Linked DNA regions of Homo sapiens: all the other regions are linked to region 1. A link is a contact called in ENCODE Hi-C or POLR2A ChIA-PET data. All regions are on one chromosome and are shown on one strand. The core of a region is the stretch at or near the end of the contact, and the rest is flanking DNA. Distances in the headings are between cores, read along the strand shown.

The links. Hi-C counts contacts between places; a loop is a spot of excess contacts on that map. ChIA-PET counts read pairs that join two places held with the same protein, here RNA polymerase II (POLR2A). Pooled maps may share reads with other maps.
Region 2: a loop to region 1 is called in a map of CD4-positive, alpha-beta T cell, with 7 times the contacts of the local background. The contact joins two enhancer-like sites. A Hi-C loop is called at or near these places in 3 of 168 maps with a recorded cell type or tissue (CD4-positive, alpha-beta T cell, CD8-positive, alpha-beta T cell and naive thymus-derived CD4-positive, alpha-beta T cell) and 5 of 50 pooled maps.
Region 3: a pooled map shows a loop between it and region 1 (1.9-fold over the local background). The contact joins two enhancer-like sites. A Hi-C loop is called at or near these places in 1 of 37 single-sample maps with no recorded cell type and 1 of 50 pooled maps. POLR2A ChIA-PET finds 5 or more read pairs at or near these places in 5 of 52 experiments (HepG2, K562, activated CD4-positive, alpha-beta T cell and 2 more).

The regions. Positions count from the first base shown.
Region 1 is chr6:134,168,492-134,172,177 of GRCh38, forward strand. It overlaps SGK1 (serum/glucocorticoid regulated kinase 1), which reads right to left. Exons shown (of 14, transcript NM_001143676.3): 11 at 3,146-3,241; 12 at 2,532-2,687; 13 at 2,335-2,424; 14 at 765-1,944. The coding sequence ends at 1,777. Among named protein-coding and RNA genes, the nearest start is that of SLC2A12, 120 kb to the left of the region's middle. Within about 2 kb of position 1,825, at least 6 of the 41 ENCODE cell types and tissues checked have a DNase peak (open chromatin) inside an H3K27ac peak, as active enhancers do.
Region 2 is chr6:135,101,438-135,105,123 of GRCh38, forward strand. No RefSeq gene overlaps it. Among named protein-coding and RNA genes, the nearest start is that of HBS1L, 48 kb to the left of the region's middle. Within about 2 kb of position 1,979, at least 3 of the 41 ENCODE cell types and tissues checked have a DNase peak (open chromatin) inside an H3K27ac peak, as active enhancers do.
Region 3 is chr6:134,851,594-134,855,279 of GRCh38, forward strand. All of the region lies in intron 2 of LOC101928277 (a long non-coding RNA gene), which reads right to left. Among named protein-coding and RNA genes, the nearest start is that of ALDH8A1, 97 kb to the right of the region's middle. Within about 2 kb of position 1,723, at least 4 of the 41 ENCODE cell types and tissues checked have a DNase peak (open chromatin) inside an H3K27ac peak, as active enhancers do.

The DNA.
Region 1 (3,686 bases), core at 575-3,074:
GCCCACATGGTGAAATCCCATCTCTACTAAAATACAAAAATTAGCCAGGCATGGTGGTGCATGCCTGTAGTCCCAGCTACTCAGGAGGCTGAGATGGGGGGATCACATGAACCCAGGAGGCGGAGGCTGCAGTGAACCAAGATCACACCACTGCACTCCAGCCTGGGCGACAGAGTAAGACCGTGTCTCAAAAAAAAAAAAAAAAAAAAAAAAAATTCTCACCCTCTTGTGTGGCATTCTCCTAAACTTCACAGACTATTTCTCAATTTCCATCTCAACTAACTGCTTTAGGTCGGCCTTCTTCATCAGGCTCTGGAAGGGCGAAGTTGTCTGCTTTGTCCACTACGATATCCTGAGCACTCGCAATAGAGCCCAGAGTAGGCTTTCAAATATTTCTGGAAAGAATTACCTGTAACTGAAGACAAGCCAAATGTCAGGACAAATAGTCCAACTTCACAGGACAGGCAATAAATACAGGAAGCATTACTTCATAGCAATCCTTGCAAGATGAGTAAATTGCAAAGGATTTCCTTGGATGGATTTATGAATGACAGACACCATAAAATGCTGCTAAAAAGGCCTGGAACGTAGGTTGGCTTTAAGACCATCCTATACTCCCCTGGAGTCAGAAACCACTGCTGTTGGGAGCAAACCACTAAGCAGGAAATTACAGCAGGATTTTCATGGTTTTCAATTTTAAACTAACCCATGATTACCCCCTTAACCAAAATATACAAAATAACACATGACACAATATATGTAAATATTTTTCAAGGTTTTATTGCAAACCAAAATCAGTTTATCACACACAAAAAAAGTTGTGTGATGGGATGAGGGAAGGATTGTACGTATTATAACCATGTTAATTACAGTACATTAAAATGGTGGTTTACATTACAAATAAGCCTGTAAGTTTAAATATACTAGTGTTATAACCCAATGTACAGACGTTCTTTATACAATACATACAATTATCAGGAATGCAAAAAAAAAAACATAAATAATGCCCATTTTACAGGTGACATTTTAAACAATGAAAAACACCAACGGCTCTGACTGACAACTGGGGCATTGGTCCATAAAAACCCTTTCTAAAAATAGAAATATTTGTAGCAGCAATGCTTTCTTTAAGCATCTGAATACGAGTCATTGCAAGACCATTTCAATAAATTTTAGTTATTAACCGTATCTTACAAAAAAGTCTACACATAAATTTATCTTCCAAATATGGAAGAAACAAACAATGTCCCACGTTGTAGTGTCCTGCAAGTGTCACATTGATGCTTATAACAAAATCCATCTGTGATCAGGCATACCACACTCACACGACGGTTCACACAGCATATCCACAAGGGAAAATAAAGAACTGAAACACTGCGATAGGAAAAGCTTTGGAGCTAACACAATCTCTTCAGAAAAGGCACATTTCATAATATTCGTCATCACAGCCCAGACAGATCTGCAGGAGACCTTTTTTAGAACAGCGTCCGCTTTCTAACGAAACTCCTGCCTCCGTCTAAGGCGGCACTCTAACGCTCGTTTCAGAGATAGCACCACGTTGGAAGGAAGAATAAAAATGAAAACCTCATGAGCTCACTGAGGAGAATGTGCTCTTCAAAAAGCTTCCAGCGAACAGTGTGCAATAAGATTGCTAAGCTTCCAGAGATGTGCAAATTCTCTTGTAAGATGTCCTGTCAGCTGGCGGCTCCACCAAAAGGCTAACTAAAACATTCGGAAACACACATAAAATCCTTTAAAACCAAGCCCTAACAGGGTTCAGAGGAAAGAGTCCGTGGGAGGCGCATAGGAAAAGCCTAGGAAAGCCTCGGCAGCTTCCTTGACGCTGGCTGTGACGAGGACGCTGTCAGGGGACTTGCCAATGGAGTTGGGGACAGGCTCTTCGGTAAACTCGGGGTCAAAGTGCCGTAGGTCGTTGGGCCCACTCTGTGACGGGAAGGGAAAAACACTCTTGTCAAGAACTCACACTAGACACAGGACAGGGAAATCTTGACCAGGCTTTAAATACCAAGTTTAAGTCTTATATCAACTTCCATAATCACCCACTTCAAGCACAAAATCTCAAAAGGCTACACACAGTTAAACATAAGAATAATGTTCACTTGTTGCCTTTTGGTGCTTCGAATTGATAAATGTGTCTAAAAATTATGGGAGCCTTGTTGGGACACAAAAATGTGCTTTTTATGTAGGTAAAATAACAGGTTTATGGAGAAAACATCTGCCAATGTATTCCTTCCAACCCTCCCCCAGACAATTCTGAATTAAAATAAATGCCCTTTGGGCTTCTCTATACTTAGAAGAGAGACAGATACTCACCACATTTGGGTTAAAAGGGGGAGTAATCTTCTTATTAATGAGATCATCCCAGTTAATTAAGGAGAAGAAGACATGACTCTTAATCTCCATCTGTTGATAAGAAACCCAAGATTAATTTAGACAGGTGCATTCAATAAGGGCAGGGAGGTCTAGTGCACGTCCCGGCCGGCCCAGGAGGACAGGAAAACATCACTCACGAAGTCATCCTTGGCCCCGAGCCGCTTTGTCCTGTCCTTCTGCAGGAGGCCCTCCAGGAGGTGTCTTGCGGAATTTGTAATATTTGGTTTCAGCTGGAGAGGCTTGTTCAGAATGTTGTCGTACATTTCAGCTGTGTTTCGGCTATAAAAAGGCGGCTGAAAGAAGGGGAAAATTACTTTAGACTTAATTGGAAGTTTCATATGGCACACATTACCAGTAGAGAAAAAGATATAAACGGCAATAAATATTAGGCTCGATTTGAGAAACTCTCCCCACCTCAATGCTTTCTTTTCCCTTGCTATTTAAGTGTCTACTTTGCAACCCGTGTGTGTGTTTGTGTGTGTGTGTGTGGAGGGTGAGGGGGTAGATGTTAATAAGTGGTAGTTTTTCACCACCACACAGGTTCAATGTGGTCCTATCTAGTAAAATGTGAAATGCACAAAAGAACCAGGTAAGTGATTATTCTTATGAACTATAAAATAACCAATATGCCTCTTAGCTGCTTTTGATAAGCGTACTGGTAAGGGCAAGACACCATGGCCAAGCATGGGCTGTGTGAAGGCAATATTGTAGGGAGCAGGCAGTGTTCCATGGTTCCCAATGTGCCACTCACCAGGCCATACAGCATCTCATACAAGACAGCTCCCAGGCACCACCAGTCCACAGTCCTGTCATAAGGCTGCTTATGAAGCACCTCAGGTGCGAGATACTGAAAAACAGACCAGGGAAACAGCGTTTAGAACCTGCGAAAGCAAGCAATCCCACGACCACACATTTAGTTTGAAAAAGCTGAGAGACCCAGAGCCAGCTTGGAAGATAGATATCTTTAGATTCCTTCCTGATAAAACTGCTGGACTTTTTGAGGGTGACTGGCTACCTATGTGTACTGACATTTAGGAAACTGCTGGGCACTTGATATCTCTTACTTAGGGATTTAGAAAGTTTTTATGATGCAGATCTTACTTACAAACAGCTACTTTTCAGTAAAGGAACAGAAGGACTTGGGATTTCTCATGCTACATCAAACAGCAAATGTATTTTATTTGCACTGAACTGTATTAAGAAGTCTCTGAGAGGAGTTTACTCTTTTTGGTAGTTAAGTGCATGATTGTACATCTCTCTCTTGGAAGGCGGGGGTAAACCAGGCACCAAAC
Region 2 (3,686 bases), core at 729-3,228, 930 kb after region 1:
AATTCAGTATAAACAAGAGGAAAAGACTAAATTTACCATTTTAACCTTGTTTTTTTTGAGACGGCGTCTCACTGTGTCACCAGGCTGGAGTGCAGTGGCACGATCTCAGCTCACTGAAACCTCTGCCTCCCAGGTTCAAGCGATTCTCCTGCCTCAGCCTCCCAAGTAGCTTGGACTACAGGCACGTGCCACCACACCCAGCTAATTTTTGTATTTTTAGTAGCGACGGGGTTTCACCATGTTGGCCAGGCTGGTCTCGATTAAGTGTACAGTTCTGTGGCATTAAGTACATTCATATTTTGCAGCCATGATCATTAACCATCTCAGAACTTTTTCATCAGAGTTTCCCAAAATGAAACTCTGTATCCATTAAACAGTAACTCCCCAGATCTCCCTCTGCAGCCCTTATTAACCACTATTCTTTTTGTCTCTATGGATTTGCGTGTTCTAGATCCCTCATATAAATGGAATCATTCACTATTTGCCCTTTTGCATCTGGCTTATTTCACTTAGCACAATGTTTTCAAAGTTCGTCCATGTTGTAGCATGTATTAATTTTATTTCTTTTTAAGATGGAATAATTTTTCACTGTATGTATACACATTTTGTTTATCCATATGTTTATCCATTTGTTCATGAACATTTGGTTTATTTCTACCTTTTGATTACTCTGAATATTGGTGTACAAATATCTGTTCTAGTTCCTGCTTTCAATTCTTTTGGGTATAGATCTAGAAGTGGAATTGCTGGGTCATATGGTAATTCTATATTTAATTTTTTTGAGAAATTGTCACACCATTTTTCCAAAGCAGCTGCACCCTTTTACATTTCCATAAGCAATGCACAAGGGTTTCAATTTCTCCACTTCTTCTCCAACACTTTACAAAATATATACAATGAGCATTCTAATAGGTGTGATGTAATATCTCATTGTGGTTTTGATTTGCATTTATCTGGTGATTAGCAGTATTGAGCCTCTTTTCATATGTTTATTGTCCTTTGTATATCTTCCTTTTAGAAATAGCTATTCAAGTCCTTTGCCTATTTTTGAATTGAGTTGGTTTTGTTGTTATTGTTGAGTTGTAGTTCTTTATATATTCTGGATGTTAATCTCTTATATGAGATATGATTTGCAAATGTTTCCTGCATTGTGTGAGTTGCCTTTTCACTCTGCTGATTGTATTCATTGATGCACAACAATTTTTAATCTTGATGAAATCCAATTTATCTATTTTTTCTTTTTTAGACTGTACTTTTAGTGTCGTATCTTAAAATAACTGCCAAATTCAACGTCATGAAGTTTTTCCCCCATGTATGCATCTAAGAATTTTATAGTTTTAGCTCTTGTGTTTAGATCTTTCATCCATTTTGAGTTAATTTTTGTATATGATGTAAAGGAAAGCCCTCACTTCATTCTACTGCATTTAAAGTAATAACTTTTAAATAAATGTAATCATCTAGCAGTTTAACCTCTGACATTGAAGTCTTACCTGGGAGAAAGGTCACTGAGGACCTAAGTGCCCAGATGTACCACCATGACGTAGTGACCCAGAGCGTCCAAGGGGCTGGTCTTTCCATGGCCCCCCCTCATCACTTCCTGAAGCCTGCTGTAGACTGCTATAAGAGCGGCCCTCTCTCTCTCTTTTTTTTTTAAACAACTAGAGGCACCTGTTCTTTGAAGTGGGTGTCAGCTGCAGATGTAACACCCATTATCACATGACATCTGTTTTTAGTTAGTGAAAAATGCTGCGATGCTTTACTTATTTGCCTCCCTGCTTAAAAATCCACAAGCTTCAAAATTTCCCACAAGGGGGATCATTAATTTTTTTCTCAAATACTTTTTTTATTTTTTAATATCAGAAGACATCTTTTTGGTATTTACATGTACTGTTTTCAATCTCCTCTATTTTAAGTGGAAATAAGTAGAATGGCATATTTTAAAACAGCATTTTATATGCCATTTTTTCAGACAGGAAACATCAAAGATTCCTGGCAGCCTCCCAATTATACAGCCAGATGAATGATCAATTAAAAAGCCACTAGCAGCTAATAGGGCACATGCCACAAAAACAGAACATTACAGGTCGACTATGATGACAAATATGACTTTTTGGCTAGCATTCCATCAGTGTTTTTCTGTTTTTGTTCTTTTTTTTTTTTTTGAGATGGAGTTTCACTCTTATTGCCCAAGCTGGAGTGCAATGGCGCAATCTCAGCTCACTGCAACCTCCACCTCCTGGGTTCTAGTGATTCTCCTGCCTCAGCCTCCCGAGTAGCTGGGATTACGGGTACACACCACCACCCCCGTCTAATTTTTGTACTTCTAGTAGAGACGGGGGGTTTCACCATGTTGGCCAGACTGGTATCGAGCTCCTGACCTCAGATTATCCCCCCGCCTCAACCTCCCAAAGTGCTGGGATTACAGGTGGGAGCCACCCCGCCCTGCCATTCATCAGTCTTTTTCTAGTTAGCATCAACTGTATTTTTTCCTCTGAACAAAACAAACTATAAACTATATAGTTCATACATATGTATACACACACACACATATATATCAAATGTTTTCATATTTGTGCTAAGTAATTAGTGCCATGAAATATTACTAAATAACTTATTTCTGTTTCCAATGTGGCTGCATCTGAGACAGGAAATGAGCACTCTTAACTAAAGTAGACTGTGGGAAGACCCTGAGAATTTCTTAGTGAGCCAGCTCTTTAAGTCTTATTTCTCTCATTCTAAATCCTTAATATTCTATTATTCTTCCTGAACTATAGTTCTTGACTTTTCCTAAACTGCAGTGAGAAACTACGGAATGAACTTAGGCTTGCTTACGTAATCTGTGAGGCCCAGTACAAAATTAAAATGTGGGGCCCCTTGTTCAAAAATTATCAAGAATTTCAAGATGGCAACAGCAGAGCATTAAGGCAAACACAGGGTCATTCTGAGCGTGCGGTCTGTGCAGCTGCACAGGTTTCACACCCATGAAGCTGGCATTTTGTGTGCTTGTTTCTGTGTTCAGCCATTTCTAGGACTCAACTGCAGATACTGATTCTCAGATGCTGCCAAGGAGTCATTTTCATTTTCACCTTAATGTATCTTTTATTTCTTTTCCTTTTTTTCCCAACATCATCCTGGAAGTCCTATTAATGCAACCAACTTGTCTCCTCCTGATTGGTGATAGCGCCTTCCCCTTGCTGCTCAGCCAACTTTCCGTCATCTGTGAAACTATGCCCTAACTGCCCCCATCCAGCTTTTTTCTACACATGTATCCAGAATCTGCTATGAATATTTCATTCAACAATAACAAATATTTATTTTCTAATTGCCCCAAACAGACCTTGAGATAAGAATTTGAGAGTGAATTATTTACTTGAGAAGTAAAAACCAGCAGGGGAGGGGGAAATGATGCAGGGAAAGAAGGCAGCCAACACAGGTGTATTATTAGGACAGCTACCAAAGTCTCAGAACAACTCCCCTCCCCGCTTTTCCTTACTCCCATTCTCCTCCATTGAAGAGCAAGGCAGCTGTAGTATTTATGCATCAAATGATGAGAATCATTGATTGAGGGCTGCTCTGTGGTAGTGATGGTTGTAAATCCTGAAGTGTGATGCATAGAATAGGTAGAATGGTCTTATATATCATTTCTAGAAAGCGTCCTGGAGCTTGGAGATGCAGATACAGGCAGT
Region 3 (3,686 bases), core at 473-2,972, 680 kb after region 1:
ATAAAAGACATCTCAAACTCATTCTCAATTTGGAAGAAAACAAAAGTATGTTGTATTGGTTTCTCAAATCCCTGAGATCTTGTGGAGAATCGCAGCATGGAAGGGAGGAGGTTATAGCCAGAAGTAGGGTAACATGACCAGCCGTGAGTTAACAGAAGGCAGGCGGTGTCAACCTCTGGACCTTCAGGACACTTCCCACAAGCAGCCAATGAGCCATGGTGCGCTGATGGGGAACAGCCCGCCCATCTCGGTGACACAATTAGGGGTCTAGTTTCAGAAAAGCCTATTGAAGATATATGTTCATGGAAACCATGCTAAAATAAATTTATATTTTGTAGCTGAGACTTCTGGGCACCTGAATATAATTCACTGTGAATATTTGTTTCACTATGATGTTTTTTTGCATTGCCCAAACATGAGACTACATAATTTTGTTCAGGCAGTGTGGTAAAAAGACTGATACACTGGGACCCAAAACACCTCAAGCAAATCTTGACTCATTCATTCAATGTCCTTGTGACTTTAGACAACTACTCTTATTTGTCCTGAACTTCTTCAAATGTAAAACAACGACAATCCCCCAGACTCCTCCGGCTCTAAGAATTTACCAGAATTTCTCTGACTGATGAATTTATGTGAGAATGTAGCATCAAAATCAAGCCTCTCTGGGATAAGCTCCCACACTCAGACTGAGGTCCAGGAAGGGAAAAGCAAGTGGTGACTTCTGGCCCACTGAGCTTCCGTTCATCAATAAGTGGTCTGAGAATTGAGTAAAAATTCCAGAAAGCCACTGGTCTTCAGTCAAGCAGAGACAGGATTAAATATGAAAAGTAAAGGTTGGGTGCAGTGGCTTACACCTGTAATCCCAGCACTTTGAAAGGCCAAGGTGGGCAGATCACTTGAGGTCAGGAGTTCAAGACCAGCCTGGCCAACATAGTGAAACCCCATGTCCACTAAAAATACAAAAAAATTAGCTGGGCGTGGTGGCACGCACCTGTAGTCCCAGCTACTCGGGAGGTTGAGGTAGGGGAATCCCTTGAACCAGGGAGGCAGAGGTTGCAGTGAGCCAAGATTGCACCACTGCACTTCAGCCTGGGCAACAGAGCGAGACTCTGTCTCTAAATGAATAAATACAGATACATATGAAAGTATTCTTTTATGTAGCAATAGAGATTAAAGAACAAAGGTGTACTTATCACCTTTTTTTTTTTTTTTTTTGGAGACAGTTTTGCTCTTGTCACCCAGGCTGGAGTACAATGGCACGATCTCGGCTCACTGCAACTTCCTTCTCCCAGGTTCAAGCAATTCTCCTGCCTCAACCTCCCGAGTAGCTGGGATTACAGGTGAAGTTTCACCATGTTGGGCGGACTGGTCTCGAACTCCTGACCTCAGGCAATCCACCCGCCTCCGCTTCCCAAAGTGCTGAGATTATAGGCGTCAACCACCGTGCCTGGCCCCTTCCTTTTTAATTGTCACAGGGGCAGAACATTCTATCATCTCTCCAGGAAAACCACCATGTTTCTGAAGGCATTAAGCTCCAAGCTGGCTAACAGTCAAGCCACAGGAAGGAGAAGGCAGAGCATGAAACATAAGCTGTGTGACTGGTACCTGAGTAAGAGCAAGCTAATTATAAAATGGACCTAGTGTTAGGTTCCACTTTTATGGGTCACTTGCTGCACTTCCATATTTGAGGGTCTAGGAAAGGTTGTGTTGTCACCCGAGTGGACTTTGCCTCTCATGCCAGTAGCTAAGAATTCCCTCTCCTTGCCCATGTGGTTTCTCTGATTACATGATTACTCAGGCTGACTGGGATTTCTTTATTCTAAATCAGCCCTCTTTATCAAAGGACCCAGTGATGATCTCTGGACATTCATTCTTTTATGGTACTGAGGCTGATAGCAGTGAGGTCACGTTCCAACCCAGCACAGTTTGAAAGGGACAAGAGGCCTACTGTACATACTGTACCTCCTCTTAAAGCTGGGTGTCACCTTGTTTTATCACCTCTCAAGCACTGAAACTTCAAAGCACACTGTAAAAGCTCAGAAACAGCTCTGTGAATCACAGAATATACATATAAACACGTTTAAACTACCTTTGGGATTAAATAAATGTAGCCTGCATTTCCAGTTGATACACAGTGACCCAGACCGATAGAACTCATGAATTAAAAACAAATGTTAATCCATTTCGGCTTCATTTCTATCCCCGAGATTTCCTAATGGTTTTGTTTCCCAATCCATTTGAACAAAACAAGATAGGTCAGCTTTCATTGTAGTCAGAATATTTTGCAGGAGCTGATGAAAAAATTATCATCATGAGGCAGATAAGAGCACACAGATGATGTCAAAACAAGGTCAAGCGAACTTGAAGTTAAGCAAACAGCTCTCAGTGGGCTGTTTTGGACATCCCTTCTCTTTACTTGTAAGAAATGTAACTTTTAATTTCTTAAGCATGCTCTTACTGCAAATGCTCAGAGATGAAAATCTCACCCCCTTCGCTTATGTTCATGAGCTTTTATCAGTTGGAGCATCCCAGGTGGACCGGGAGAAAATGCTGATCATTGCTACAATAAAGGAAACTTTAAAAAATTTTATTGATACATAATTTGTACATGTTTATGGGGTACATGTGTATTTTGAGGTATGTGTACAATGCATAATGATCAAATCAGGGTAATCAGGATAGCTATCACCTCAAACATTTATGATTTATTTGTACTGGGAACATTCCAAGTCTTCTAGTTATTTTGAAATATGCAATATATTGTTGTTAACTATAGTCACTCTATTGTACTATAGACTGCTAGAACTTATTCCTTCTATCTAACTGTATGTTTGTACCCATTAACCAACCTTTCTTCATTCCCATCTCTCCCATCACCCACCCCACACACACCCTTCCCAGCCTCTGGTAATAATCATTCTACTCTCTACACTATGCAATTAACATTTTTTAGCTCCTACACGAGTGAAAACATGTAATGCTTGCCTTTCTATGCCTGGCTTAACATAATGACCTGCAGTTCCATCCGTGTTGCTGCAAATGACAGGACTGCATTCTTTTCTATGGCTGAGTGCTATTCTATTGTGGATAGGTACCACATCTTCCTTATCTGTGTATCCACTGACGGACACTTAGGTTGATTCCATATTATGGCTATTGTGAATAGTGCTGCAATAAACATGGGGGTGCAGGTTTCCCTCTGACATACTGAGAGTTAGGGAAGCAATTCATCCAGGTCAGATGTCATTGAGCACCCACTGACACTCTGACACTCAATTTGCTGCCTTCAGGGAGGCTGTTGCTGCCACTTGGAGGCCAAAACACAAAGTTTCTCCTTGAATCCAGTAAGAACGAGGTTTATGGGTGGGTTATTATCATTTACACTGGTGATACTAAGAGCAGGTGGGGGAGTTTTACATAAACTGCTCTCCACTTTTCAAATAATTAGAGTGATCATTTTTTACTGAGTATCAGATGAGAATTGTCAACAATCCCATACTAAAGTTCAGTAGAGGAAATGTATTAAGCACCAAAGTGCCTTTTAATGTGGAATTCATGAATCTGCTATTCTCACTACTTAGAAATTCCTTAATCAGGATTTTCTCTCTTGGGGGAAAGAAGGCCTCTGTTAATGTTACTTGCAATCCCAGGAATGATTTATTTTAAGACTATTTAAAAGAAGC